Linked DNA regions of Homo sapiens: regions 2 and 3 are each linked to region 1. A link is an interaction called in ENCODE POLR2A ChIA-PET data of the cell type or tissue named here. Cell type or tissue: MCF 10A. All regions are shown on one strand. Region 1 has its middle 32 kb from the start of SLC35G2. Region 2 overlaps SLC35G2 (solute carrier family 35 member G2). Region 3 holds the start of IL20RB (interleukin 20 receptor subunit beta).

Region 1 (2,500 bases):
AATTTTTGTATTTTTAGTGGAGATGGGGTTTCACCATGTTGGCCAGGTTGGTCTCAAACTTCTGACCTCAAGTGATCTGCCTGCCTGTGCTTCCCAATGTGCTGGGATTACAGTCATGATAAACTTATTTTATTTTATTTATTTATTTTTGTGTGTGTGTGTGACAGAGTTTTACTCTGTTGCCCAGGCTGGAGAGCAGTGGCACGATCTTGGCTCACTGCAACCTCTGCCTCCCAGGTTCAAGCAATTCTCTTGTCTCAGCCTCCTGAATAACTGGGACTACAGACGCATGCCACCACACCTGGCTAATTTTTGTAGTTTTTTAGATACAAAAAAAGAGATGGGATTTCACTGTGTTGGCCAGACTGGTCTCGAATGCCTGACCTCAAGTGATCTGCCTGCCTCAGCCTCCCGAAGTGCTGGGAATTACAGGAGTGAGCCACTGCGCCCTGCCCGATTTTGTTTTGAATGGAACATGTGATCACTCTGATATTCAAAGGAGTAGTAGCAGAGAGCACAGGACTTGGTGCCCTCCAAAGCCTATGGGAGTCTTGAAGGATATTCCAAATGTGGAAAAAAAATATTTTTTTCCCAAGAAAATTTGTGCGTGTGAAAGAGTGTGTGTGTGTGTGTGTGTGTGTGTGTGTGTGTGTGTATGACTGTTACCAGAAGAAAGGGGATTGAATGTAGGAATGTGGAATGATAACTATGCACTACAACGATAAACAAGCGGAACTGAACTTAAAAACCAAAGCTTTCACTCTGCCAAAGACCAAATTTTTGTTAATGACCATACATGCCAAGCATTTGTGATTCTAAGCACTGCTTTCACTTTAGGATTAAAAAAATATCCTAGGAAGTGTGTTTGTTGCTTATTTGTTATCTGGTGAGTAATGGAATTACTTCAAGTAGATAATGAAAATCCGCTTTTTATTTAATATAAGAATTGCAGAGAGCAGAAACTAAAATCCTGTAAACAATTTCTTGCTGAGTCATTCACCCTTGCTCAAGACAAGCTTTCACTTTGCACTGAATTTTAATGTGATGTTTCTTCATCTTCCCCCACCTTCTGTACCATAGTCAGCTAGTCAGTAATTTCTCTTTGACCAGAGTGATACTGTCCTCCCAGAATGGTCAGGCAGACAGCTGAGACATTTCTAGGGATCTCCATACTTTTTCACTTCCAAGGATCCATTCATGATCTTTCTCCCAAGGATCCATGGGTGTAAGACCTCATTGCAACACAAACTATGCGTCTGGAAAATAATTAATTTGTGTCCTCAAAATTTATTAATTGTAGTAACCATGCTGGTATAATTCTAGCACAAACTAAAGCAGTTTTTTAGTTACTTTTAAAAGCACTCTCATGAGTTAAAGCGGGATTTCTATCAAGCTTTCTGAAATAATGAAAATGTTGGAAGTCATTAAATAACTTTATTCCAGGGAGATATATGTTTGCAAAGATAATTCTGGTTTGGGTAGGAGAAAAGCCAAGTCAGGGAGATCTGCCAGAAGACTGTTTTGGTAGTCCAAAGAGAGAGAGATTTGTTAATAAAGAGAAGCATGAGAAATGCCCTTTGGAGTAAAATTGACTACCTCAGAGTGTCTAGCTTCACTGTGCTAAATAAGGCAGGACCTGCTGTGCAGAGACCAAAACTAACAAGTCTCTCAGAACCACTGTACTCAGCATCTCCCCTGAACAGTCTGTGTAGCTGTCACCAGGTGGCACGTGGTAGGAATCTGGGTCATGCTGTGTAACCTTCCTGGTTAGGCCACGAAGAAGTGAGAGAAGTGCAGTCCATATGATTTGGTCCATAAATACAAAACTTCTCCTTGATATGAATTAACCAACTACTAACAGGGCCAAATGATAACATTCATGAGCTTTGGGCAGTTTTGAATCTGTGGGCCCTTCCCTCCATAATAAATATTAAAAATTATATTTTATAACTGCATTGGTATAAAGATGAATATAATCCATGCTGGTTTCTTTTTTTTTATTGTGGTAAAATATACATAACATTTCCCATTTTAACCATTTTTAACCATACAGTTCAGTGGCTTTAAGTACACTGGATTCTTTTTATATGTTTATTATTATTTATTTATTTTTATTTATTCTGATTTTAAAAGAAATTAAAATTAAAACATTCTGCAGGCCCTTAAAAGTATCTCGGTCCCTAGATACTGTGCTAGCTGTACCTAATGGATGAGTTGGCCATGACTATTAGATGGCAAAAAAAGGGCAAGAAAGAGCAAATTTGAAATGTACTCAAACTCATTTTACAGTTCACACACACAAAATGACATTCCAACTTGCTTTTCCTTTCTGCAGGGAGACATTAATCCTAGGAAGCAGTGTGTTTACTGGATGGAACACAGGACTATGGCACACTGAGATCAAGCATTATTTTTGTCCCATACTAGGTATGTATCATACTCAGCACAATGTGGAGCTCAGACAGGCCCATGCGAGGAGCCCAAGGGGGTCAGTGCCAGC
Region 2 (2,500 bases), 52 kb after region 1:
AAATAGAATCACATCATGAATACTCATTGACATCTTTCTTTTTACTCAGCAATATGACATGAGGGTTTTCTTATGTAAATATATATACATATAAATTACCCTTTTAGATGGCTGCATATTACAGTAATGATTTTCTTTAACCAGCATCCCATTAATGAGAAGTTTATTTCCAATTTTTCATTGTATAAAGAAAGCCATGATGAATATTTTTGCATGCACATCCTTATATACTTTGCTGGTGATGATCTTAGGATATATCCCTGAAAATAGCATTGCTGGGTCAAAGAGTTCACATATTTTAAATTTTGACACCACATGTTCCTGGTACAATTAACTCTTTTTTTTTTTTTTGAAACAAGGTCTTGCTCTGTCACCCAGGGCGGAGTGCACTGGTACAATCTTGGCTCACTGCAACCTCTGCTACCTGGCTCAAGCAATCCTCCAGCCTCAGCCTCCCATGTATACAGCTGGGACTACAGGCGGGAGTCACCACGCCCAGCTCATTTTTGTATTTTTCTGTAGAGATGGGTTTTTGCCACGTTGCCCAGGCTGGTCTCAAATCTCCTGAGCTCAAAGTGATCTGCCTCCCGAAGTGTTAGGATTACAGGTGTGAGCCACTGTGCCCGGCCATAAAATTAACTCTTGATGAGGTGAATTACAGTATGTATATTCTTTATATATAATGTCCCTGTCAATGACAGAACTTGGTAAAGTCTCTTCAATTTTGCAGTAGCATATACATATATATATATATATATATATATATATATATATATAAATGCACACACAACGTGTGTGTGCTTGTGCATGCATGTTCTCCTACAGACATTAAAGGAGTGTAGTGATTTTAATAAATCTAGGTATGCTACTTAACCAATCAGATGTTGTTAGGTTTATTCAAAATTTGACATATGGTTTGGTCTGAAACGATGGCATCTGGTAACCATTTCTTATCTTACATTGATTTTAATGAAATATGGTATATGGGAAGAGGTGACTGAGTTGTAATTTTAGTGAGTGGTATCTATAGTGTGAAGAATCAACGGTGTCAATAGTATGAAGAATCAGTTATGATTAAGCCAAACCAAATTTGTAAAATTTTGAACTGATTCATTTGGTATATTTTTAAGTTTTGGCCTCAAGAAGGAGTTCAGGCTTGGCTTTTTTGTGGATAAATAGTAGCAAAAATAGGACAAATGTGAGCATGTGGTGCATGTAGTGTTTGAAGGATTTGATAGTAGCTTCTGTTGATCCTGGGGTGTTCTTTTTTTGTTCAGGAACTGATGCATATCCTGGGCAGTTGGAAGCCTTCTTTAAACTCAGCTGGGCTGCTCTGATGATCTCTCAAGAGTTAGGTAAATTACAAACAACCAAGAAGTACAACTTTAACATGCATATTGGAACAGCCCAGTAATTTTACATTTAATTAGCATCTAACCTAATTGGGTATTTAACCATTTAAACAGAAACATAAAAAATCATGGAAATAGAAAAGATCATTTTATTCCTGCTTCTCCCCCTTCTAGTGATGGCTCCTTCCTACCCTTAACAGCTTCACCCAGCACAGCTGAATTTAAAGCTGCTGACTCACAGGAAGGTGATTCTGCTTTTTTTTTTTTTTTAACAGAAGGAAAGTTAAGTGGTAGATGATAAATGTGTTCATTGAGGATGGCATATTTTATGCAAATTGATAAATCCACTGATTCAAAGATTAGAAAGGCTCTTTCCTGGAAAGGAAGTGTCGATTATAAATGGTGAAGACTTGCATACTTGCATTCTAGCAAGTTCTTAGCTGCCAGCCAACACATTCATCACCAAGTGCCAGAATGGATTTTAAAATGTCACAACACAAATTGCTCTGCTCAAAATCAGGCACCATCATAGTCACACAAGCCAAACCAACCTGCTTGTTTAAAAGTGCCACATAAAGTTTTTTTTTCAACCTCAGTTAACCTTTTCCTTTCCTGGTATGCCTGGTTCATTGCAGTCTCCTAAAGTCATGAACCTTGACTGAGTAGAGAGAGGCCAGGCTTCTCCCTTTGACTTTGCCTGTACAGCAACTAACTGGTCCAGGTGCTTTTAAACTGATGGTAAGACTAAATGTTTAGCCCAGCTCTAACCAGACTGATAACTCTCACCCCTACCTTTTCCCCTATACCTTCTGCTCTTATTTATTTCTTTTGTTTTTCTCAATCTTTTCCCTCCCAGAGCCAGCTGTTGACTTCTAGAAGCTACTGCATAGCTGATAAGCCCCTGACTATTCCTTCCCTAATTTTCTGCTTTAGAACTGTCAGTGGAGTGTCCAGCTCAAACCTGGGCTAGCCCTCCTGTTTGATGCTTCTCTTAGCAGCCCCTACCTCAATACCATCAGATCTGTCTTCTTACCTCCCCTCATCTCCAAGTCCCTTAGTTGTAATTTCCACCCACTTCTATAACCCAGACTGACACAGCCCAGCAAAATCCTCAGGTCTGTCTACCATTCTCCTATAGCCTAGCTCAG
Region 3 (2,500 bases), 170 kb after region 1:
CTTGCTTCCTAAAAACAACATTCCTGGCTGATTTTTTTTTTTTTTTTCCAGAGTTTAACACCCAGTCCTGGAGTCACCTCCTCCAGGAAGCTTTCTGTAATCCTACAAACTGGGTTAGATGTTTCTTTTTAGTGATGCTATGTTTCCTTACGAATATTGCTGTCCCTTCATTTTAAAAATTGACTTATGATTATTCCCGTGTCTATCTTCTCCACTAGTTGGGAAATTCTTGTTGAGGGAATGGACTGTTGAATTCCTAAGAACTAGCACATAGTAGGCCTTCAGTGAAGGTTTCTTGAATGAATAAATAAATGACCAACTTTCCCAAGGTTACATTGTAAGTTCTGAAACTTGAACCAAAATACATTATACTCTAGAACCCATGTTTATTCCACTATTGTATTTGCACATTAGGGTGGTTAAAGTCCTTCAAGGGCTAAATTTTAAAGGGCTAAATACTATCACAAGGTTTTTCTTCCACCTATTGAAATTGGTTTTAATTTTTCAGTAATACATTCACGTGACTCAGTAATCAAACGATATACAAAGATATTCAGTCAAAAGTCTTGTTCCCATTTTTCTCTTCCACCTTTCCAATTCCCACTTTCTCTGCCCCAAGGTAACCAATCTTGTTCATTTCTTATATCTTCTTTTAGTTTTTCTTTTTGCAAATGCATGCAAATATGAAGCTATATATTATTCTTTACCCTCCTGACTTTTAGAAGGGTATTTTAAATTTTTTCAAATATCTTTAGTTTTTCTGAAGTGGGTACATATTAGAAAAAAGAGCTAGTCAGTACCCAGCTTGAATGAACTCACAGAGAGAAACTTGGAAGAGGACAGCTATTTAATGAGGGAGGGAGATAATCCTGCCTGCTCATTGGCTTTTAGGGAGGTGCAGAGTCCTTTAGGACAGAGCCTGTGGTCCGGGTATTGCTCATAGGCAGATTCTCAAGCTCCCCAAAGTTACATTTTCTCTGGAACTCTCCTAGGCCACTCCCTGCTGATGCAACATCTGGGTTTGGGCAGAAAGGAGGGTGCTTCGGAGCCCGCCCTTTCTGAGCTTCCTGGGCCGGCTCTAGAACAATTCAGGCTTCGCTGCGACTCAGACCTCAGCTCCAACATATGCATTCTGAAGAAAGATGGCTGAGATGGACAGAATGCTTTATTTTGGAAAGAAACAATGTTCTAGGTCAAACTGAGTCTACCAAATGCAGACTTTCACAATGGTTCTAGAAGAAATCTGGACAAGTCTTTTCATGTGGTTTTTCTACGCATTGATTCCATGTTTGCTCACAGGTAAGTATGAATTAGAATACATCCAATAGTTTGGGCCTTGAATATAGGTTAAGAAGGCAAAAAATACTTTCCCAGGGCCTGGGGTTGAAATATGTGTATAGAATATCGTATATCTGTTTTACAAAAGATTTATCACCTCCTAAACCTCTATTCCCACATCCCAAAGAAAAGGCCTGCATTCTGTTTGGAAATCTCTCTTCTTAATGTCCACACAACAATCTAGAAAGAGAAATCATCAAAATAAATAAAAGCAGAGCTCTGTGCACTTTGTTACTTATCTCATCGTCTGGTTTTATATAGTGCAATGTAGTTCTTTCAGACTTACTGTGTGTGTCTTGGAGATGTTAACTGTAAGAACAAATTAAAACAAAGATTCTAGCAAAATACACATGAATAAAAAGACAATTTGTGAGCTTAACATTGGATACGAGACTTATAAAAATTGGATTTCTCTACTGGTCATTGAAGAAAAGGTACTCCATAGCATTCTAAAAAATATTTGGTTTGGGACATTTCCCCTGCCAGTGAGATTACATAGTTTTCTCTGCTCCACTCCTGGTTGCTTGTACCTATCTGCTTTATTGTCTTAAAATTGGAACTCTGTAGCCTTTGATGTTTGTTCATGTCAAATCACGTTTAAGAGAAACTTCTAATTTTGATACTCCAAGACACTAGGCACTTTGCAGTGTTGATGGGAGCCTTGAGTACTTTCTCTCTCTCTCTCTCTCTCTGTCTCTCTGTCTCACTCTCTGTGTGTGTGTGTGTGTTTTACACAGAACTAATTTAATTATTCTAGTTAGTTTACATCAGGTAACAAATCAGTACTAAGACAATTTGCAAAGGTGTAGAACTGGCTTAAACATCAAATTTATGGTGTTCTTTCCTAGCTTAAAAACCTTCACAGCTCCCAGTTGTTCAGCACATGGTGTCCAAATTCTGTTGTCTCTCATCACCCAGCATATTCAGGCCCCACCCTATATTTATTTAACCCTATTTCTCACTACTCCTTGAAAACGAATATGGACTACAAGCAGCTGCTGGCTTAACAGTCAGCATATTATACCTTCATTTCCTCCTCCTGGCCTTTATTGTTATAATTTCCCACCAGAAGCAGCATCTTCAGTATTTCCTTCTACGTCTTTCCAAGACCTCTCTTTGACCCCAGGTACTTTAGCTTCAGGTGGTTACTTCTCTTTCCAGC

The links. ChIA-PET counts read pairs that join two places held together with the same protein. Peaks named below come from ENCODE experiments on the same cell type or tissue, not always from the same donor. Only the 100,000 strongest peaks of a DNase experiment are listed, where the experiment ranks them.
Region 2: POLR2A ChIA-PET joins it to region 1 with 5 read pairs; 3 of 35 experiments call an interaction of 5 or more read pairs at or near these places.
Region 3: POLR2A ChIA-PET joins it to region 1 with 8 read pairs; 2 of 35 experiments call an interaction of 5 or more read pairs at or near these places.

The regions. Positions count from the first base shown.
Region 1 is chr3:136,785,929-136,788,428 of GRCh38, forward strand. No RefSeq gene overlaps it. Among named protein-coding and RNA genes, the nearest start is that of SLC35G2, 32 kb to the right of the region's middle. In MCF 10A, no CTCF peak of the experiment used is centred here; a DNase peak (open chromatin) is centred at 1,033.
Region 2 is chr3:136,837,507-136,840,006 of GRCh38, forward strand. All of the region lies in intron 1 of SLC35G2 (solute carrier family 35 member G2), which reads left to right. Among named protein-coding and RNA genes, the nearest start is that of SLC35G2, 20 kb to the left of the region's middle. In MCF 10A, no CTCF peak of the experiment used is centred here; no DNase peak of the experiment used is centred here.
Region 3 is chr3:136,956,903-136,959,402 of GRCh38, forward strand. It overlaps IL20RB (interleukin 20 receptor subunit beta), which reads left to right and starts at 1,081. Exons shown (of 7, transcript NM_144717.4): 1 at 1,081-1,299. The coding sequence starts at 1,212. All of the region lies in intron 2 of IL20RB-AS1 (IL20RB antisense RNA 1), which reads right to left. In MCF 10A, no CTCF peak of the experiment used is centred here; a DNase peak (open chromatin) is centred at 969.